3 separate regions of the Homo sapiens genome follow, and all the other regions are linked to region 3. The links are chromatin loops, found by intact Hi-C in ENCODE. Cell type or tissue: mammary epithelial cell. All regions are shown on one strand.

Evidence for each region. Peaks named below come from ENCODE experiments on the same cell type or tissue, not always from the same donor. Only the 100,000 strongest peaks of a DNase experiment are listed, where the experiment ranks them.
Region 1: it touches region 3 in a loop (4-fold over the local background); 3 of 110 quality-filtered maps call a loop at or near these places.
Region 2: it touches region 3 in a loop (2.2-fold over the local background); 5 of 110 quality-filtered maps call a loop at or near these places.

The regions. Positions count from the first base shown.
Region 1 is chr6:113,685,855-113,693,854 of GRCh38, forward strand. No RefSeq gene overlaps it. Among named protein-coding and RNA genes, the nearest start is that of LINC02541, 40 kb to the left of the region's middle. In mammary epithelial cell, a CTCF peak has its summit at 3,998; DNase peaks (open chromatin) are centred at 5,007 and 5,627; H3K27ac peaks cover 345 bases.
Region 2 is chr6:113,348,765-113,356,764 of GRCh38, forward strand. The region is part of intron 3 of LOC107986637 (a long non-coding RNA gene); the gene reads right to left. Among named protein-coding and RNA genes, the nearest start is that of LINC02518, 81 kb to the right of the region's middle. In mammary epithelial cell, no CTCF peak of the experiment used is centred here; a DNase peak (open chromatin) is centred at 3,487; H3K27ac peaks cover 1,425 bases.
Region 3 is chr6:113,410,934-113,418,933 of GRCh38, forward strand. No RefSeq gene overlaps it. Among named protein-coding and RNA genes, the nearest start is that of LINC02518, 19 kb to the right of the region's middle. In mammary epithelial cell, a CTCF peak has its summit at 3,751 (motif pointing right); a DNase peak (open chromatin) is centred at 3,788.

The sequences.
Region 1 (8,000 bases), 270 kb after region 3:
AAGAAAAACTATTTGATATTTATGTCTCTGTTAATCCTTTACCTCAAAGCATTTATTCAGCCTTCATATATAATTTTCAGGGATACCTATAATGGAAAAGAAGATATTTTATTCCATAAATATTTGTGCAAAACAAGATGTTCAGTACTATTTTAACAATAATTTCAGTCATCTAATCCTTTTCTGCCTTCCACTACTTCACTGCATTTTCTGTCTTGAATTTCAACTTATAGCAATCTAATCTCTCAAGGCATATATGCTGAGGGAATGTTTTCAGCTACATTATTTGCTTCTTTAGAAGATAACTTCAGTGTAAGGGTAATGAAAGTACAGAGAGTTCTTGGAATCCTTTCTAAAATGTCCTTTGTTTAGTCAATATTTACAAATCACCTTCTTTGTTTTTGTTCTGTAAATAGAACAATAGAGAGACAGTGAAATGATAAGAGTGGTAGATGGTGCGTGGGTATGAAATTTAGCTACAGCCTTTTGAAATAAATTGGATACTAATTTAACTTGCATTTTAACCTCAAGCTGGTCATAATAGAATGGAATATGTCTTTTCTTATAACTACATAGAACCAAAGGGCTTTTTATAATTAGCAAATACCACATAGGTGTCATAGGATCTGCTTATGTTTTTCAGTTTTCATCTTTTGCTTCTCAAACTCACTGTTAATGGAGGACTACAGGACATTCACATAGACTGAGAAATTTTCCACTGTCATTCATAATGTGGGTTCTATTGAGAAGCAGACACACTGCGCTAGATACAGATACAGAGCAAAGATGAATTAGTAGCCCAGAGACTGGAAAGAAGAATCAAGAAAAAGAATTTGCTTAGATTCATTGACTTGCTGAGAGAAACACCAATTCTCTTCTAGATACTACTAAGAGTGCAGAATGGCATAGAAGAAAGCCACATAATTCAATCAGCAAATGACATTTTGGCTCAAATTCTTTTTGCTTTTTATGTCGTTTTTAGGGACAGGGCTGGAGTTCAGTGGTGTGATCACAGTTCACTGCAGCCTGGAACTCCTGGTCTCAAGCAATCCTCTCGTCTCAATCCCCCAAGTAGATGGGACTACAGGCACATGCCACCACACCTAGCTATTCTTTAATGCTTTTGTAGAGACAGGGGTCTCACCATTTTGCCTAAGCTGATTTTGAACTCCAATCCAGGGCCTCCAACCCTGGGATTACAGGCATGAGCTGCTGTACCTGGCCATATTCCCTTGCCTTTTACAGCTTCTAGAGGCTGCCTGCATTTTTGCTGTGGCCCCTTCCTCTGGCTTCAAAGCCAGCCATCTTCCTTCATTTTCACATTGCACTATAACTTAGCCAGGAAATATTCTCTCCATTTAAGGACTAATGTGATTAGACTGGGCCCACCCAAATAATCTGGGACAATCTCCTTGTCTCAAAGTTTGAACATCAATCACATCTGCAAAATCCTTTTTGCCAGGTAAGGTAACATATTCACAGGTTTTGGAGAGTAGAGTGTGACTATCTTTGGGGGCCATTATTCTCCCTACCACCCTATCTTAGCTTCAATTTCCTAACCTGTGAAACTTTGTAGGCTGCTGTAAGAATCACCATGCCACAGAGAGAGGGCCTAAAACCATGCCTGGTATGTAGGTATCAATAAGTGGTTATGAAGATGTAGATAATGATAAAGATAATGAAAAATATATGGACAGACTATTGTCAAATAGGGAGGGGGATTGAGTGAGAAAAACCCAAAATTACGGAAATAAGAATGAAAATGTATGGAAGGGGCCAGGCGCAGTGGCTCACACCTGTAATCCCAGCACTTTGGGAGGCCGAGAGTTTGAGAACAGTCTGACGTACATGAAGAAACCCTGTCTCTACTAAAAATACAAAATTAGCTGGGCATGGGGGTGCACGCCTGTAATCCCAGGTACTCGGGAGGCTGAGGCAGGAGAATTGCTTGAATCTGGGAGGCAGAGGTCGCGGTGAGGCGAGATTGTACCATTGCACTCCAGCCTAGGCAACAAGAGCGAAACTCCATCTCAAAAAAAAAGGCCAGGCACTGTGGCTCACACCTGTAATCCCAGCACTTTGGGAGGCCATGTCGGGCGGATCACTTGAGGTCAAAAGTTAGAGACCAGCCTGGCCAACATAGTGAAACCATGTCTTTACTAAAAATACAAAAATCAGCTGGGCGTGGTGGTGCATGCCTGTAATCCCAGCTACTGAAGAGACTGAGGCAGGAGAATCACTTGAACCTGGGAGGCGGGGATTGCAGTGAGCTGAGCTTGTACCACTGCATTACGGCTTGGATGACTTGAGACAGGTAGGCAAAAGAAAAGAAAAAAAATAATTTTGGTATAAGAATGCCCATGTTTTAATCCTTAGCTGAAAAAGCATACATAATTGATTGTTCTAAGAAGTAAATTACTTTTTTCACTGAAGGTGATTTAGAAAAGGCAAAGAATGTCAAGGGAAAGAAGAAATGAACAATTTTCAAATAATCACTAAGAAAATAAAGTATTACCTTTCTTCTGTTATTGTACCTTATATTAAAGTATATTTGTTCAGTAAATTTTGATTAATTTGTATTTCAAGTATTCCAATTTTCTCTCTGCCTAGTATGTCTTATTTGAGTCTAAGTTCCATATCAAAGCATTTCAGGGAATTTTTAAAAGCTAAACTGCTCACATAATTTAAACTGCTCACCACAATTTAAGTGTTACAAGAACAGTTTTCAGCATGAAAACTGAAGTCCCCAAAAGGTATGCAAACGCAACCTTATTACTTCCTGGTATTAACATCAACATGAAAGTGAAGTCACGGCCAGGCGCGGTGACTCACGCCTGTAATCCCAACACTTTGGGAAGCCAAGTGGGCGGATAACTTGAGACCAGGAGTTCAAGACCATCCTGGCCAACATGGTGAAACCACATCTCTACTAAAAATACAAAAAATAGCCAGGCATGGTGGCACATGCCTGTAATCCCAGCTACTTGGGAGGCTGAGACACAAGAATTGCTTGAAGCTGGGAGGCAGAGGTTGCAGTGAGCCAAGCTCAAGCCACTGCACTCCAGCATGGGCGACAGTGCGAGACTCTGTCTCAAAAAAAAAAAAAAAAAAAAAAGGCCGGGCATGGTGACTCACACCTGTAATCCCAGCACTATGGGAGGCCAAAGCGGGTGGATCACCTGAGGTCAAGCGTTTGAGACCAGCCTGGCCAACATGGTGAAACCCTGTCTCTACTAAAAATACAAAAATTAGCAGGGTGTGATGGTGTGCGCCTGTAATCCCAGCTATTCGGGAGGCTGAGGCAGGAGAATCGCTTGAACTTGGGAGGCAGAGGTTGCAGTGAGCCAAGATTGTGTCACTGCACTCCAGCCTGGGCGACAGGATGAGATTCACAAAAAAAAAAACTGGTTGAACCATGATAACTTTAGTCAAACTAATTATTTGTGACTGTTACTTAGATAAAATTAATGAACTTGACTGGCTTAAAACCATAATATTTGTTTGCTTTTTTTTTTTAAACCAAATTTGGTGGAATTTGAATTTAGGTGGGTGTAGGAAAAAAATCAAATGCAATTTATATGTTTCAACATCAGCTTCATGTGTGCAGAATACTGCAGACTTCCTCGATACAGAGAGCAAGAGTGCAGTAAGGTCGGCCAGGCACGGTGGCTCACGCCTGTAATCCCAGCAGTTTGGGAGGCCAAGGCGAGCGGATCACCTGAGGTCAGGAGTTTGAGACCAGCCTGGCCAACATGGCAAAACCCCGTCTCTACTAAAAATACAAAACAAATTAGCCGGGTGTGGTGGCGTGCGCCTGTAATCCCAGCTACTCTGGAGGCTGAGGCAGGAGAATCACTTGAACCCAGGAAGCAGAGGTTGCAGTGAGCCAAGCTCGAGCCACTGCACTCCAGCCTGGGCAACAGAGCAAGACTCTATCTCAAAAAACAAAAGAAAAGAAAGAAAAAAGAGTGTACTAAGATCTACAGCTAGGAGGTGCTGGCTCCAAAGAGGTCACCTGGTGACTCAAACATCCACCTGCCACAGCACTGGCATGTGGAAAGCAAGACATGCATTCTCTGAATGCTGCTAATAGGGGTTCTCTCAACCTCTGGGAACTAATTTATTTGTGATTTCTGAAAATACATCAATCAAAAGAACATCAAAACTTGGGGGAAAAAAAACAACAAACTCCCTTCAAGGGCATACTTAAAAACAGACTGAGTTGCCGTGTGCGGTGGCTCATGCCTGTAATCCCAGCACTTTGGGAAGCCGAGGTGGCTGAACACCTGAGGTCGGGAGTTCAAGACCAGCGTGACCAACATGGAGAAACCCCATCTGTACTAAAAATACAAAATTAGCCGGGTGTGGTGGTGCATGCCTGTTATCCCAGCTACTCCGGAGGCTGAGGCAGGAGAATCGCTTGAACCAGGAGGTGGAGGTTGTGGTGAGCCGAGGTCACAACATTGCACTCCAGTTTGGGCAACAAGAGTGAAACTCTGCCTCAAAAAAAAAAAAAAAAAAACAGACTGAGTTGAAGAAAACCACCTCCTGTTATTGTAACCAAAATTTTGTAGCCAAAATGGAATCTTTTTATGACTATACAAATTGTGCTGTCTGGGAAGACTGAAAATTTTCTTGGCATTTAAAAAATATTGTATGAATAGGCTAAAATGTCCCCAGTTTCCGTAAAAAGGGAAGCAAGTCTTATTAAAAGTTTTAAGAAATGTATGATGGCTAGCTAAACAACAGTATCATATGGAAGATCTACAATTTTGAGAAATTTATGTCTGTTAACAGACCCAGTATATTTAGCCCAGTTCAATTTATTAGAATATCAATTCATTCTTTACACAATATCAATTCCAGAAGTAAAACAGTTGAGGGAGTATACTGTCTCTACAAGTCAAACAATAATACAGTTTAAATAACAAAACCAACCATGTGACAATCCAGTTATTTCAATTACTTAAACATCTGAATCATAAAAACCACAGAGCAGCCTGAATGATGTCATGGTACCTGGCATCCAGCTGGCTTTGAAACCTCTGCCTAATTGAAACTGCTTCTCCTGATATTGACTTAAATAGTGAATCTGTATCTTTTGACAAAGACGAACCAATGATACTAGGTAACCGTGAGTGCAACTGATGGACATATGTTAGTTGTAAAAAGTGATTTTTTTAATTGACAAAACCTGGATTAGTGAAAAGACAGAGTCAGCACAATGTCACTGTTACTCAAAGACACACACAGCTGTAAATGGAATCATCAATTAGTAAATTAATAAATTTATATTAATTACTCTCGAGAGAATAATGTGTGCTTGACTAATATTTTTATATGCTTTAATTCATTAAATTATACAATTAATAAATATTTGTCAGGCACCCATTATGCTCTCAAAGTGTTGTCCTTGCCCAAATGGAGCCTACATCTTGTTTCATAAGAATAATATAAGATAATTTGAAAACAACAATGTAAGATAATGCTCAATAAATGATTTATACAAGAGGTACAGCAACAATTCAGAGAATGCTGATATAAGTGTCACGTGATGTCTTCAGGGAAGTCCAGAGATGAAGTAAAAATCTGAAGGTGAGGTAGAGTTCCCACAGGAGGAATAAGAAAGACATTCGAATCAGGAATGGAGGCGGGAAGTACAGGTGAGCATGGTGAGTAAGCAAAGAGATACGGAAGAAGCACAGCCTTTATCTGGAAGATTAAGAGAAATATGTCAGGAACAGGCTGTCTACAGGAAATTTAAGCCAGGGTGCAGGTTTCATGACTGTAATCCCAGCACTTTGGGAGGTAGAAGAGGAAGGATCACTCGAGGCCAGGAATTCAGGGCCAGCCTGGGCAATATAGCAAGACTCCATCTCTATAGCAAGTTTTAAAATAAAAATAAAAAACACGTTTCAAAAAGAAAATGCAGAATATATTTAGAATAGTAGTAGTCTTTTCTTTGTTTGTTTGTTTGTTTGAAGACAGGGTCTCACTCTATTACCTAGGACGGAGTGCAGAGGTATGCACATGGCCCACTGCAACCTCCACCTCCTGGGCTCAAGAGATCCTCCGACCTCAGCCTCCCAAATAGCTGGGACCACAGGCACACACCGCTACATCTGGCTAATTTTTTTGTATTTTTTGTAGAGACAGGGTTTCACCATGTTGGCCAGGCTGGCCTCGAACTCCTGGCCTCAAGTGATCTGCCCACCTAAGCCTCCCAAAGTACTAGAATTACAGGCTGGGAGCCACTGCACCTGGCTGTAGCTGCCATTTCTGAGTTCTTAGTGTGTATTGGTCATTTTTTATATCACTCTTCTCAATTGCCCTGTGAGATAGGCATTATTACCCCTCTTTTGCAGATAAGGAGACTGAGGGTCAAAGAAGGTAAATAACTTGCCCAAATTCACACAGCTTGTTCTGGTAGAACCGAAATTCAAATCAAGTTTTCAGTGACTCCAAAGTCCAAGCTCTTTCCATTTGGGGCACCTACCTCCCAGGTTCTAAAAGCAGGGGAAGGCGGGCAGGTGTGGTGGCATACGTCTATAGTCTCAGCTACTTGGGAGGCTGAGGGCTGAGGTGAGAGTATAACTTGCGCCCAGAAGTTTGAGACTGTGCTGAGCTATGATCATACCACTGCACTCCATCTTAGATGACAGAGTGAGTTTGTAAATAAATAAATAAATAAAAATAAATAAAAGCAGGGCAAAGGCATTATTTGGCTTCTTGGTTGCCATGTTTATCCAGTGACAGGCCTGCAGCAAAGTTTTAAATGGAAAGGACCTAGAAGGAATAAGATTCCTCAGAAGGACACAGGTCAATGAAGGTTATGATTAAAGTGGCTGCAGAAGTCACCTGGAAGAGGAAAATTCAAGAGTTAACACAAACAGTCATTACATTTTGTTAACAATAATTCTATAATTTCTAAGTCTAAAAACAGGCTCACAAGATATATAGTACATAATTTGCCCCCAGGAATTGTAGCAGTAAGTATACTTCATTTAAAAATAATTACACAACATGACAATTGGACGTAGAGAAATAATGCTCAGCATGGAAAAGAGGACAAAAGAAAATCAACTCGGAGAAGATCTGAGTAACCTATAAACAAAAGTGGAAGTCACTACGGTAGGGAAAAAAAGTTGCTGCTGGATGATCTAAATAAGTATTAAATAAAGACTGAGAGGCGGGAGGATCACTTGAGGCCAGGAGTTCAAGACCAGCCTGGGCAACCTATTTAGACCCCATCTCTAAAATAAAATAAAAATAAAGACTGATGTCTATAAGTAATTAAAAAGACCATCTGAGAAGCTGAATGAGTTGGTTGGTTAGGCAAACCTAGCTTACAAATCCTTGAGGTCCATCTGCTCAGTTTTAGCTGCCAACACACTCTTTCCAGGCCTCTCTATGCTGTTCTACCCAACAGAACACAGAAGACCTTGCTGCTGTTGAGGAACTTCTTGTCTTGCAGAGCCTGTTAGCACCTCCTTGCCCCATGACTCCCAAGCCCACTGAGAGTGTTTCCTACAAGTAGAAGAATGTCTTCATTCAACTGACTTTTATGAGCAGCTTCTATGTTTTCACTACTGTGCTAGTGTCCTGACAGGGTGTATAATTTGTAGGGCCCAGTGCAAATGAAAATGCAGAATCCCTTTGTCCAAAAATTATTAAGAATTTCAAAATGGCTACAACAGAGCATTCAACCAAATACAGGGCCCTTGCAAGTATAGGGTTCTGTGTGACTGCACAGGTTCTATATCTAACTATGAAGCCAGCCTTGCATAGGCTCTGTCCTCAAAGTTCTCCCAGCCTACTTTTTGCTAGTATGTATTGTCTCATAGACCCTAATCCCAGGGTCCTTCTTGCACTGTACTTACAGCTACAGCCATGATCCTTGCCTGGATTTGTGGCTAGCCTTAGATTCCACCCCTTGAGATCTTTGAGATTCCTACGCTTCTCTTTGTCAACACTGCCAATACTCCATTTCCAAACATCAT
Region 2 (8,000 bases), 62 kb before region 3:
TGCCCTTTGTTCAGCAGAAATGTGGTTGCTCCTGAGGGAGTTAACAACATGATAACTAATTTCTTAGAAAGGTGAAAGCAATTTACAATTATTTTATTATATAGTTCGGTATGTTTATTATAACTATGATAAAATGGTGACAAAAATAAAATGTCAAATCACCCATAATCACAACACCCAAAGATAATATTTTGGTATGCAACTTTATCCTCCAGTTTACAAAAAGTATATTTTGTAAAATATATCAAGAAAGAGAAAGAGATTTCCAGGAGTAACGAAGAGCAACGCAACCCCCAAAGCTGGCTGGCTGATACTGACCAGCTAAGTGAACTGGCACACGTTGTTCAACTTCTCTATGCCTTCATTGTCTCATCTCTAAAACACATGCATATTGTCTGGTAGAAATGGTGTCTATCCCCAGATCCCATTTCACCAGACCAAGTATTAAGTAACTGATAAAAGGAATAAAATGCTAGTATCTCTCTAATGCCTATTTTCTTCTTATTTATCCTACCTGTATTATTTCTTACTTCCTTCCATTCCTCCTTCTCTCCTGGATTTGTAAAATATAAATCAATTAACTAAACTTACTTTCTTGACAATAATCAGCCTTAAAACTTTGTGTAGCCCAAACCCTTTTTGAATTTAATTGTAAGTTTTAACTCTCTTTTCAGGAAAAAAAAAAAATAGCATATGGGATAATACAAGCAGGTACCTGAATAATATTTCAGGCCCTTCATGGCCCACACTCAACTCCCTAAAGAAGCTAGAACCCCTATTCCAGCTTTCCTCCTTTCCTCTGCTCTCTAGTTGGATTTTCTTATCTGACATTACTCTCAATAACACATTAGAACCTTTCCTTTTCAGGGGCCAAGGGAGAGCTTTCCCCTTGGTCCTCTCAAGTTTCTATGAAAAATCAACTTGCAAAAGGTAGATTAATTGGGGAAAAGGTTTACAAATTTATTTAATGTGCATACGCAGGAGCCTTCAGAATAGAAACCCAAAGATACAGAAGAAATTGTTCATTTTATGCTTAGGTTAAATGAAGTATGGATGATTGTGTAGAAATATGATTGGACAAGAAGGGTATGATCTCATGCTAATAGATCGAGTGAGGAAAGCCAGCAAGGCCTGTCTGTCTGTATTCTTCTTGGCCCCTTTGAGCATGTATTTCTTCCTTCTAGGTATGAGGCAGGACCATCTCTGGAATGGGGGTCTTATGACCTACAGTCAAACAAGGTATATCAGATAAATTATGGCCAGTTTTTACACAGAAAGATGTCAGGAGGGAGTTAAAGTAATATTTTTAGGTTTTTATGGTTGGCTTTGGGGAAAAGCGGTTCTGGCTTCTATGACTTGCCTCGCAGAAAAGAGATTCTAGTTTCTATGATAGTCCTCCAGGGAGAGTGGGACTATGAAACAGGAGGGCAGGAGAAGGTCAGAGAAAATCTTTTGCTTCTGAGGCTGCTTCTGAAGCCTTCATTTGGGTTATTGTTTTCTGAGTCCCAACACCCCTCAATCCACTGGTAGAATAGACTTTCCATTTGCTTCTGCAGCTTATAGTCAGCAGTTATAGGGCTAGTGGGCAGGGATGAGGGTGTGGTGTTTGATATGGGAGAGAAAGGGGAATATACATCACCCAGTTTCTTCTCACAACCTGCTGGACCTGCAGATGACCAGTTTAGTCACCTATGTACAGTCAGTGATAAATGTGACAAAAATACTTGTGACTCCCAAACATGTGGGGAAATAAAGGGAAAAAGATATAGTCTAAAAGACCAAGAGAACAGCCTCAAAAGTAGCAGAAGGTTCTGCATAATATAGGAAAGTCTTTGTGGGCTCTGGCTACCAGATGCTTGTTATTCAAAGATTTCATTACGGTGCAATTCATAGGCATCTAAAATACCAGGAAATATACTAATAGCATTTGCAGTCCATCCCAAACCAGGAAGATTTCAAAAGTGTTCCATGTGAGCTCAGCCTTTTGCTTTGTTCACAAAGCAACCTGATCACTTGCTTAAGAGAGAAAATAGACTGTTTTTTAACCTTGCCTTTAAATTGTGAAATTCCTGTGATAAAAATAAGAAATAGTATATGAAGCCTTGGGGTCAGATCACCCACTGGTTTTCAGGAGTTCTCAATAGAGTTACTAGGCTTTGAAGCAACAAGGTGAAGGGAGATTATGGTTTCATACTAGTATTTGAATTTCCTGAGATTTATTTGCTTGAGAAAGACCCTTATCATCGTTGAAATGTTTAAAGAATTGAAAGAGCTGTTTTCTTGTTTGCAAATCCACTTTTTGCAATAGAAACCTCTAGGATGGAATGGAACAGCCACTGAACTTAAAACTGCATTTTATATGTTTTTTTTCTTACCCGATAAAAATACCAATCCCAGGATTCAATTTGTATAATTCTTCTTTCATACTCCAGTAACATCCTTAAATATTGGAAAAATCTTTACTTTGTGGGGGAGGGGAAGAAAACGATAACAGATCCTCTACCACATGATAAACCATGATATTTTCCTCAGTTGTTAGTCACATTGTACTTTTGGCCATGCCCCAGAAACCACAACCCTCAATTACATTTGCTTTCAGACATGTGGAAGAAACACATGCTAAAGTAATTAGCAAAACTATGACATTTACATTTTTCCCCTGTCAGTCCCTGTGATTCTTCAGCATATGATTCTACGTGAACCAAAACAATCATACATCAAGCTGACCACATTTATCCTTATCTAGTGCTTTGAAAATGTCAAAAAGTAAAACAGAAGAAAACAGTTTTTTCATAGACTTAGCACACTCTACTCCCTGTTTGGCAACAAGAACCACATGTGACAATGGCAGGAAGGTAAAGCATCACGTCTTATCCCAAAGTCATTGCACTCTGCAGACAGCCAACTGAGTTTGATGACTAGTGGCTCTGAGCTGTCTCATTTGCCCTGCATTTGCTGTTCCTCCTTCTCTGTTGATAGATTCTAGTGCTCATTAAATGAAACGTGTAGTACAACCTGAAATTAATGACCTTTAAGTAGAAAATGAAAATAGAACATCAAATTTTCATAGTATCAGGAGATTTGTTGCAGCAATGGTAAGTGTATCTTCTAACTCCATCAGCCAATATGTAATAGAACATCTTAGAGAGCAGTAAGAGTGTTGTGCATTTGCTTATGCCCCTATTACCCAATTTACTTGTAGGACTTTAATAATTGTTCACCATTGACTTCATATCTTCATAATCCCACAAGCATTCATTAATCATCTACTGTGGGCCAAGCACATAGACACTGCATGTATAAAGATGAATAAGGCATGGCCCTTGCTCTCAGGAAGCTCACAAAATAGCGGGAATGACAGACATATATGTTAATGATATTGCATAGTGGGATAGAGTTATAACCAAGCTAACTAAAACACTCTATGAAGCACAGATAAAGAGACTTCATCTGTGAGTCACAACGGAAGCTGTGACCCTGACCACAGCCAAGAAATATGTCTTTAGTAATCATGCTACCTATCTTTTTGTTTGCCTTTCTAGATCTCCTCCCTACCTTTCTCCACCCTGTTCTTGCCCCATGAAGCTGACCTCTGAGGACTGGACAAACAGGCTCTTTTGCCCTCTTGGCAAGAGATAAGAGGATTAAAGGAAGAGACTAGGCTATTTGTTTCCCTTTACTTTCCTGCCTAGTTTCCATGGACTGGTGGCATCTTTCTACCAAAGGCTATAGCTCCTGTCAGAGCCCTTTCCACACAACTCCCCTCTCCAGATTCCCAGTCCCACTCTCCCCTTCCCCTTTTCAGCCTAGGAGAAATAACGATCCCTTGTTGGCTTCCTACACTCTGCCCACACCTAAATAAAAAAATAACCCTTTATTAAACTCTCTTCAGTTACCCAGTTTGAAAATTTTGTCTGCTTCTTGCCAGGACTCTGACTAATGCAGTAACCCTCTAGGAATTTAAGGGATTCAATAATTTCAGTGTTACTCATAGAGAATCCAGCTTGGGAGCACACAACTAGGGTCTCACCAGTCACTGAGCAAACCCATCACAAATGTCCTCAAAAGATACCCCTCCTAATAATTCCAGTTCTTACCCAGGAGAGCCACTTACTCTAGAACAGGCCCTACCTCATCAATCCTGCCATAGGCAAACTGAAATAACAACAGAGTTCAGGACATGCTACACAAAAATATGGCACCCTAGCATGTGAGGAAACAGCAGAAGTAGGATATAGAAAGAATTCCACTTGTACCTTTGCCCCCGAAGCAGGCCATAAAACCTCCCCTGAAAATAGGTCATAAACCTCTCATTCCAGAGGAGTCCTCTGTATTCCTGGAAAAAGGAATGTCACAGAGATATTAAGAAGCATTGGGACAAAGCGGCCTTCTTAAGTCCCCCCAGTTTATTACCATTAGATCATACTCTTTTGTTCTCTAATCATACCTCTCTGCGTGACTGTCCATAAAAATATAGTTTTCCCTGTTTCTTTGGGTCTTTATTTCTGAAGGCTACCATGTCACATAAAATTTGTATTAAATAAATATATATGCTTTTCTTTTGTTAATCTGTCTTTTGTTATAGGGGTCTCAGCCATAAACCTTGTGATGCATGAGGAAAAACTATTACCTTTTTTTTTTTTCTACACTAACACCCACCATTTTGCAGTGAGGTCAGGGGGTAGACAGAATTCTAAGAGACCTCCAAGCTTCCCAGCCCCTGACACACACACATTTTTCCCAGTAATTTAATCGAATGCTGATCTAGTTGCTGCTATGAAAGAATTTTGGAGATGTGACTAGGATCCCAAATAAGCTGTCCTTAAATTACAGCTATTATCTGGTGAGCCTGATCTAATCCCATGAGCATTTCAAAGCCAGAGAGTTTTCTCCAGCTGATCGAAGGAGTGCATGTCAGAGGTATATGCTCTGGCTGACTTGGAAGACAGCAGGCATCCATACTATGAACTGCCTATGGAGGCCATGTAGTAAGGAACTGAGGGTGGGCTCTGGGAGCTGAGAGAGGTCCTTGGCCAACAACCAGCAAGAAAATAGGGCCTCAGTCCTGCAACTACATGGAAATGGATATGTCCAACAATTACTGAACTTAGCAGAGGACTCCAGGACTCAAATGAGAACCACAGCCCGAGCTGACACCTTCATTCAGCCTGCTGAGACCCTGAGCAGAGAATTTGGCTATGTCATTCAAGATTCTGCCCAACAGAAACTACGAGATAATAAATTTGTGATATTTTATAGCTACTAAGCTTGCAATAAATTGTCAGGCAGCAATAGGGAACTAATACAGGCAACATGGTAGCTTTGCTCTGCTTTTGGCAAATGAATTAACTTAAACACAAGTTTCTTCAAAAAAATAAAACATATTCCTTTCAGTGCAAACACTTTGATATATTAATATATTATCCATTCATTTGCCTTATTATGTAGTACTTAGTGTACTGCCTGATATTGAAAACATCTAATAAATAGGTGCTGAATGAAATATACAGGAATCATTTGACATTTTCTTCATTACTCAGATTACTAAATTCTAAAAGCATCCATTATTTACTAGACTCTGTGAAAGATTGGATTACTCATTACCAATATCCACTGTCTTTCATTAGGAGAGGGTTATGCTTTCCTGTACCTTTGAAGTAAGGCTTGGCATGTAATTTACAGCAGCTAATAGTAAGCAGAAGCAATATGATCACCACCATGCAGAAGCCTTAAGAGTCCTTTTGTGCTTCGCCCTGCATTTTCCCTGCTCTCATCACTAGCGTGTTTCCAGGTAGGGGACGCTCTACCTGAGGTTTTGGGCCACAGTGATGCAGAGCAGAGCCCCAGTCAATCCACAACTGCCATGCAGTGTGACCAAGAAATAAACCTTTGCTGTTCCAAGGCATTGAGACATTGGGATATTTTGGCACTATGACATAATCTAGCCCATGTTAACTGATACAGATTCCAATAATACTGATGCCTTCAAGAGTTATTAAGAAGTATATGATCTCAGGCCTGGCGCGGTGGCTTACGCTTGTAATCCCAGCACTTTGGAAGGCTGAGGCAGGTGGATCAAGAGGTCAGGAGTTTGAGATCAGGCTGTCCAACATGGTGAAACCCCATCTCTACTAAAAATACAAAAATTAGCTGGGCATGGTGGCGGGCGCCTATAATCCTCGCTACTCGGGAGGCCGAGGCAGGAGAATCGCTTGAACCTGGGAGGTGGAGGTTGCAGTGAGCCGAGATCATGCCACTGCATTCCAGCCTAGGTGACAGAGCTAGACTGTGTCTCAAAAAAAAAAAAAAAAAGTATATGATGTCACTTATATGCAGAATCTAAAAAAGTCCAATACATAGAAGCAGAGAGTAGGACAGTGGTTACCATGGGCAAGGAGGTGAGAAAAAAGGAGAAATGCTGATCAAAGTGTACAAAGTTGCAGTTACATGGGATGAATATGTCCAGAAGTATGAGGATAATAATAATACTGTGTTTTATACTGAAAACCTGCTCAAAGATTAGATCTCAGATGTTCTTACCACATACACAAACAGGAAAGTCAACTCTGTGAGAAGATGGATATTCCAATTTGCTTTTCTGTAGTAATTACCATTATCATTATCATTATTATTATTATTTGAGATAGAGTCTTGCTCTGTCGCCAGGCTGGAGTGCAGTGGCACGACCTCGGCTCACTGCAAACTCTGCCTCCCGGGTTCAAGAGATTCTCCTGCCTCAGCCTCCCAAGTAGCTGGGACTACAGGGGCACACCACCATGTCCAGCTAATTTTTGTATTTTTAGTAGAGACAGGGTTTCACTATGTTGGCCAGGATGGTCTCGATCTCTTGACCTGGTGATCCACCTGCCTCAGCCTCCCAAAGTGCTGGGATTACAGGCATGAGCCACTGCCCCCGGTCTTCTGTAGTAACTATTTTACTATGTATATATATGTATGTCAAAATATTATGTTGTACACCTTAAATATATTCAATTTCTATGAGAACAAAAGTGGATACTCATTTTCCCTTAGCACTAACTACCTCTTTGCCTGGTATAATTTTTGCTTCCTTCCTGTGGCATCATCTCTAGACATATCCTTTTAATGTATATGCTTCTTTTAACTGATTTCATTTCATATACAGTGTCAGGCTTAGGATCCTGAAAAAGGCTCTATCCAAAACAAAAACATGCATATGTTTTGTGAGAATGTTTTCTCACTTACAGATTATTCTCATTTGCTTTCAGAAGCATGGTCATATTTCAGGGTTTAAATGGAAGGCTGCTTTCCATGTGGGTGAGTCATTAATTATAACAATTATAATTTGTATATTTTTTAAACTACATGCAAAATAAAAAAGTTTTGGCTCTAAAATGGCTTAATCTCAGGAACTCATCATAGAGTAACTGTCTCTTCTCAGGAGGCATTAAATGCCTGTGAGCACCACAATCTAGTATGACTTCAGGCACTTAGACTCTTACCTCCACACCTCACTTTGTTTGCTTACTCAACTGCTAATGTTGACTAGCTATTGGGTATCCATCATACTCTCCCTGTTGATGGGGAGGTCTATGCATACTTGGTTAACCATTAACATGCAAGATGGTGTAGGAATTCAAAGAAAATGTAGTCTTTGCCCTTCATAAATTTGTAGTTTTGTAAGCTTCAATTTTTCAGCTTGAAAACTTCTGGAGTATAAGGAAAGGCAGAAAAAAACTTTGCCTAATGAGATAAACAGCCATTAAGAATTCACTTTTCCTCACTACTCTCCGTTCCAGTGTCTACTGTCTAAAATGGTCCACAGTATTGAGGAACACAGAAGCAATATTAGGCAGCTCTCCATGAATAGTTTTGAAACACTGTCTTCCTTATATTCCTCAAACATCTATTTCTCCATATGTCCCGACTTTCCTTTTTCCTCCTAGAAAATAAAAAAAAATTATATCACTCTACCATTTAATTTTGCCATAATGCTTTCCTTCTCAGAACCCCCTAAAGAC
Region 3 (8,000 bases):
CTCAAACTTCAGTGTTGTACAATCAGTTTCAAAACAGAAAAGTTTGATAATTAACTAATTTTTCATCAGTCCATTATCAATAAAATTCAATAATGAATCCCAAAATTTAATAATGTAAAAAAATCACTAAATTAAAAAATTCTTATATTTACTTTTGCATTTATTGCTGTTGCACTTTTTAAAAATGCCTTGTTACACATATAAAGGCAAGATCCCCAACTGACATTTCCTCATAGCCTGCATATCATGAGTATCCTGCCTCCTGCTTTGGGTGGGGCTCTTTTCACTTCAGTGTGTTTGCACTTCTCTGTGACAAGGGAAGGCCCCAAAGTCCCACTACTTCTCTCTAACCAATTATGATAAAACCATCTCCATAATATCATTTGGCCTTCACATACCACAAATAGTTTATTTATTTACATAGTAAATCCACTCCTAAATTTTCTTCATTACTCCATAACAGTAAGTTCCCAAATTCATTTTTATGGTGTCAGACCAAAGTCTAAATTTTTAAATAAGGAATTAAAGTCTTGGTCAATTAAATAGTTTTTCCGTTGCACATTCTTGTTGCAAACAAAAAGTTCTATCATTATACTGGCAAAAGGAACTCATCTCAATGGCTACCTTAGGACAAATATTTTGACATTAGTTTGGGCCAAGGATATTAGGAGTTAAGTACTAACTTCTTTGATGATCTCTCAGCATTGATGCAACAGTAACACAAATAGAGACCCTGAATCCATATAGCAATCTTTGGTGATCTGGCGTAAGAAACATGTACATTTTTTAATTCAGTAAAATGAAAAAACTAATAAGTTCTCATAGAACTTGCAAGCTCTGAAGAATACATCAGAATATTTCAATTTACAAAGCACTGCCATTTAGATCTACAGTCTTACACATCAAATTTATTATTTAAATAATGATCCTTAAATACTTTTGGATTCTTTTTTTTTTTTTTTTTTTTTTGTGAGACAGTTTCGCTCTTGTTGACCAGGCTGGAGTCTGGTGGCACACTCTTGGCTCACTGCAATCTCCGCCTCCCAGCTTCATGCAATTCTCCTGCCTCAGCCTCCCGAGTAGCCGGGATTATAGGCGCTTGCCACCACGCCTGGCTAATTTTTATATTTTTAATAGAGACCGGGTTTCACCATGTTGGCCAGGCTGGTCTCAAACTCAACCTCAAGTGATCTGCCTGCCTCAGCCTCCCAAAGTTCTGGGATTACAGGCATGAACCACTGAGCCCAGCCCTGGATTCTTAAATTATCAATTTTTGAAAGTTTTATAAAACAGTTTTTAAATAAAAGATGTTTTTTCCCACCTAAAACATGATTTAATCTGCAGTTTTATTTTATTAATGTGCTCCACTCCACGTGAGTTTTTTTTTCTATTGAGTTTCAGTTGCTGAGACTTGTAATTCAGCATCTGAGTAGTAAAATCATCCATCCAAGACCTGTTAACAAGGACACTCATGAAAAATAGCTTGTAATATCTTCTGCAATTACATGATACTTCTCCTAAACTAATCTTATCGTTGTGAAACTAATAGGATTTTTTTCTTTTTCTTTTTTTTAGTAACTAAGAATTTAGCTTTGAAAGTGGTATTTTCTGCTATATATTGTTGACCATTTCCTTTCTTTCTGAGTTGAATTTTTCCCTTGGAGGTGGAATCATTCTTTCAGGGAAACTATCACTTTATCTGACCGTGTCATCATTCAAAATGTGTATGCCCACAAAAAGATAGAAAATGGAGCAAAATGTCAACATGTAATGAAAATAAAAAACTATGTGACTCTTTGGAATTTGTTTTTTTCTTTGCAGAAAAACCAACTTTGTTTTCCAGAACACCAACCAGATAAGCATCAAATTGTATTAACTGACCATATGGATCTACTCCAAAGAACCAATTTCAGAGTCACTGAGTTTTCTGACTTTGAATAAGATCATATCATTTCTTTGGGCATAATTTGCTGAAATTCAATTTAAATCAGTCTAAACTCATGGCCATTACCTACAAATACCTAGAGTTATCTTGTATCATGAGAGCTAGCAAAATTTCTGTTTTACTCTGATATGAACAATCTTTACTTCTAGGATATTAATTGATATAAAAGGGTATATGTATAAACAAATATGAAATTATCCTTGAGGCATGGAAAATTTGATCCTCTTAAAGAGCTCTTTGGTTTGATGTTGCTTGGTTTGCTTTCTTTTTGTTCTGAGAATTAGCATGACTCAGCAGTCTGTAATGTTAATTGCAATCAAGACCAACAAGTTAATTCAAATAAGGAAACTTCAAGAAAATCATTAAAGTACCAGGCTAGCTATTAATGATGATAATAACAATAATGATATTTTATGTGTCTATAGTTACTTTTTATATGAGCATTTAAGAGGACTTTACTAATAAATACTTTGATTTTACCCAAATAAAGCTACTTTTTCAATTATATGCACTTCTGTAAAATTGCTTCAAATATCAGTATGCATCATACACATAGAAGCCTTGAATTTTAGCACTTGAACCATTTATGCACTTAGTTTATTTAAAGAATATCAGTTTTTTTAATGTTCTAGAAATAGCTTGCATCCTGAAAATTGATTACAGGTGTTATCAAAGTTAAACAGCTATTATTATAAATGATACAAGAGAAAATATAGATATATGCACCTCTTTTATAGGTCAGAAATGGAAATTCTAATGACCTAGAAAAGAACATTTTTGGAAATTTGTCTCATCTCAGTGAAACTTAGGCTTTTTCTTGTTCTTCCAGGTTGAATACTTTAATAGCAAAACTCTTTGTCTTAAAAAATATATATACACATACACATGCCTTGGGTTCAGGGGTGCTCTGATACATTGTAAGTTATCCTAGATGAGAGAGTATCCTAGGAGTGATCATTCCTCCTCTCTGCTGAGTGAGCCCCTCCAGGATGGGGCTGAGCAGTGCATTTATCCCCTAAAAGATAAATTTAGCTCTGTGGTGAAAGGCATTGAGTTGTCAATGGTTCCCTAATGAAACCTTCACTTGGCCGGGCACGGTGGCTCACTCCTGTAATCTCAGCCCTTTAAGAGGCCGAGGTGTGCAGATAACCTGAGGTCAAAAGTTCGAGACCAGCCTGGCCAACATGGTGAAACCCCATCTCTACTAAAAATACAAAAATTAACTGGGCGTGGTGGCACATGCCTGTAATCCCAACTACTCGGGAGGCTGAGGCAGGAAAATTGTTTGACCCTGGGAGGCAGAGATTGCAGTGAGCCAAGATCATGCCAGTGCACTCCAGCCTGGGTGACAGAGCAAGCAAGAAAAGAAAAGTAAAGAAAAGAAGGAAAGGAAAGGAAAGGAAAGAAAAGAGAAAAGAAAAGAAAAGAATAAGGCCTCTGTGGCTGGAAGCTGGTAAGGGACAAAAGATAATCTTAGAAACAGGGTCCAAATCCTATGGGATCAAGTAGGTTGTGATAAGGAGTTTCAATTTTGCATTCATTTCAATAGGAAGATATTAGAATGCTAAGAAGATCACCACAAATGTGCTTGTTTGAAAACTAATAATAATGGTAGTAATAATAGCAACAATTCAAAAATAACAGTGGTTTGGATTTTCTCTCGCCAGCCCTCACTCTCCTCCAAATGAGATAAGAAAGGTGTCACAGTGCCAGGGAAGTATAATAACATCAGAAGGGGTGAAACCTGTGCAGAGCTCTGAAGCATTGGCAGAGCCTGGCCTGGTGGCCAGCAAGAGGCTAATGGTGCCAATTACCAACAGAGGGAGCCTGGAGATGGAGCAGACTCCTGGAATATGATGATGGAGGAGACTGACTCATTTTTGGATATTTTATGAGTAAGTAGTCTATTGGAATATCCAGGCGGATTTTTTCAGCAGACCTTTGTAATAATGTCAGAAGAACCGTCTGACATTATTATAAAGAACTTAAGATAGAACTGTAGATTTGGGAGCCCTAAACATACACAGTGATCAGCATGTACGTTTTTTGTATTTGTGAATTAAACATGGTTTAAAAACATTGAACAGTCTATTTTTTGAGAGAGTAAAATTCCTAAGAGACAGAATGTTAGAAGATATTTACAATCTGTGTTGTAGTAACCAACAGAGTATATAGTGACTACTAAAACCTGGGAGCCGTTTTTTTTTTTGTTTTTTTTTTTTGTTTTTTTTGTTTTTTTTTTTTTTTGAGACAGAATCTTGCTCTGTTGCCCAGGCTGGAGTGCAGTGGTGCAATCTCGGCTCACTGCAACCTCCACCTCCTGGGTGTAAGCGATTCTCATGCCTCAGCCTCTGGAGTAGTTGGGACTACAGGCACGCACCACCATGCCTGGCTAATTTTTGTATTTTTAGTAGAGACAGGGTTTTGCCGTGTTGCCCAGGCTGGTCTTGATCTACTGGCCTCAAGTGATGCACCACCCTCAGCCTCCCAAAGTGCTGGGATTATGGGTGTGAGCCACTGCGCCTGGCCAGGAGTCTTTCTTCTTACCAGTTTTATATAAGCAACAACAAACTCCCTTACCCAGCAGTATTACTAAAATGACTAGAAGCATTAAGGTTTGAGGACATTCCTAGCACAATGCCAGACCCTTTATGACTTTTTTGACCCATGACAACAATCCCACTTAAAATAAAACAAAAACAAACAAAGAAAAGCAAAACAGACTCTGTAAACAGAAAATTCACTTGCTACTTTATAGCCAGGTCTCTTAACCTGAGGTCCATTGGATTGCTTGGTCTCTAGAGAGGCTTCAGGTAGTCTGTGAATCCTTTGATTTATAATCAAAATAGTTGGGGTGGGGGAAAGATGTACATGAAAATTTTCCTAGAGTCCATCTCTCTCATCAGAGACTCCAAAAATTTCTTGACTCAGGAGAGTTTAGAAACCATTGCCTTATACTGATAATATTGTTGTTGGTAACAATGATGACATAATATGAAAATTCCCTTCTTCGCCACCTACCATACTCTCACAAATTCACCAAAAAAAAAAAAAAAAAAACCAATAACAACAAACAAAACAAAAACAATATTTGGTAATTTGGTATCAGTACCAGCAATTCCCTGATGATTTTAAGTGTAAAGGTAGGTGTACAGCCCACAAGTTATCCACTACTAGTCCACCATCCCTTGGATACACTCGCCTGGTTGGCGTTTCTAGTTTCTCCATTTCTCATATTTGTCAATCCCCTTCTGCTAATTTCTGGGTATAATATAAATTAAAATGTTAATATATAGCTATTTGGGCAAGGTGAAGATATAGAGTGTCTTGAATCCAGGTCACTAGAATTTGTAGAGCAGCCTACAGTTTAAAAGTATTTACTGTGAGTTAGGGTATAATTCATTTCCATTTTATAGATCAGAAAACAGAGTGCTTAGGGGTTAGATGACTGGCCTAATTTTATCCAGCTGGTGCAGTGCCAGGACTTAAGCCTAAAAGTTCTGACTCAAAATTCTTGTTCCACAAACTGAGACAGCTTTTCCCAAAGGAATGAAACCCAGCCTTTCTCTTCCACAGTGCTCCATTAAAAAAAAAAAAAAAAAAAAAAATCAAATACGTGCCAATTAATATAGCTCTGTATAGGGAGATTTTAAAATATCTGGAAACAAACTAACCAAACAACTGTTTAACTTTCTCATCCTAGACATGACCAGAAGACTTATTGAACAAAAACACTGCAATGATGCTATACTAGATCCAGCTCTATCTTTGAAAGTAACCTCTTTGGGTTGGAGAGTTGTGATGGAGAATAATGTTTTTATACCCTCTTCCCCAATAACCTCGAAACATATATTTTGAATGAATTAGCCACCAAAAGAAAAAAATGTGTTTTCTCTTGACTATTTGCTTTAGTTTATTAAGGTTTTCAATCAACACTCTTCCTTATCCAAAACCCTTCTCTTACTTCCAGTCTTTTCCAGGTAATACTGTTACTGGTCTCCCTGGGGCTATTTTTCTAGTACAATCAAGTCTGCTATTTTTTTTTTTTTTTTTTTTTGCCAGATAATCCTTCTAAACACAAACCAAATGGCATCAGTCTCCTGCTCAAAAACACTGATCATTACCTACTACAGGATACCCTTAATGAGCCCTTCTGTAATCTGGATTCAAAATCTTCAATTTTGTCTCTTTCTGTTCTCTATACCAATGGTGATAAATATGTGGAACATTTATCATTGTTTCTCCCCAAGCTCACATATTCATTCAACATATAGTTGTTGGATATCTGCCACATGCCATGTACCCTGCAGGGTTATCACAGGCATGTGACCCTGACCTCATAGAGCTCATCATTTAGAAAAGACAGACAATTAGAAAGAGAATAAATAAACTATAAGAATTACTAAGGAAACTGAGTGACTGTTGAGATATAGAAAATCAGCATGGGGTTTGTGGCAGAAAAGAAGGGAGTTATTTAAATAAGATGATTAGGGAAGGCAAAGGGGAGGATGTGACATTTTAAATAAGAGGAAGTTGGGCCAGGCACGTTGGCTCATGCCTGTAATCCCAGGCTTTGGGAGGCTGAGGCAGGCGGATCTCATGAGGCTAGGCGTTTGAGACAGCCTGGCCAACATGGCAAAGTCCTGTCTCTACTAAAAATACAAAAATTAGCTGGGTGTGGTGGTGTGCGCCTGTAGTACCAGGTACTCAGGAGGCTGAGGCGGGAGGATCACTTGAACCCAGGAGGCGGAGGTTGCAGTGAGCAGAGATAGCACCACTGCACTTCAGCCTGGGTGACAGGGCAAGACTCCATCTCAAAAAATAATAAACAAATAAACAAATAAATAAATCTAAAAAGAAGTTACAAATTTAGGGACCAGTATGTGCGAAGAGCCCAAGGTGGGAAAGAGTTTGCAAAAGCTGAAAGAGGCCCTTCTGGATGGAGACCAGGGAATCGAGACAGTGGCCTCCAATGAGAATGAGTCCAGCTTCTGCAGGTCCCTAAAGGCTATGGGGACAGTTTGTTTTTTACCCAATGTAATGGGAAGTCAGTAAAGAATTTTAATCGGGGAAGTGCCACAATTCAATTAATAATTTTGAAAGACCAAGAAGGCATTGATAACCAAGACAATCCTCTGCCTTTACAGGGAATTCAAATTGTAATAGTACTGATCTTGAAAAGTACAGATACTAGGGTATTAGGAAAAAAGGCACCATACATTGTACAAATACGTGTTTGTTTCAGATTTTAGTCTAACAAAAATAAGTCTGGAAAATTTTAGAGGGTTCATTTCAGGACTGGAACTGTATTAAGCATCTCTTTTCTGGATCTAAGGTCTGGAGTACAGTACATGGAGACAAGGAAGTGCTTTCAGTCACAACTTCAACTCTTTTGGCCTATTAGTTGTAGAAGTCTAGACAGGGTAGAATAGAATGCAAATTTCAGAATATATTATAAAGCAAACCTAGTTTGACTTTCAGAGCATGAATATAGATTGCATACCAAGTGAATTCCATATATAAAACTACCTAACATCTAAGAAAATAATTCTAGACCAAAAAAATTTTTTTTAATATTTAGAGCAGATAATAGTCCCAGGGCAGCATAGGTTATAAGCTCATGTTTGTTTCAAATTGTCCTCATCTTCCTGATTCTATGCTGCTTTTATTTTCAAGAAAGAGAAAAGTCCCCCTACTTCACCCCTTGCTTCCTTCCTATCACATTTCTGGAAAGTACCTCTAACTTGATCATTATAATAGACAATATTAATTTAACATTTATTTCATGCCTGGGACTGTTCTAAGCACTTTAACTATGTAATCTGACTTTCAAATGAGGACACTGAGGCTGCATGAGGTTATATAATTGCAGAAGGTTATAAAACTACCAAAGATTTAAGACAGGATTCAAACCCAGGTCTAACTCAAAAACCTGTGTTCCTACCTACTATGCTGGGGGGAGATGTGAGATGGTTTTGTAGAATTGTTCATGGGGAAGAAATCATTCTAACAACCTTAGGATTTCAGCTCCCTACAAGAAGAAATGCTCAGCAAA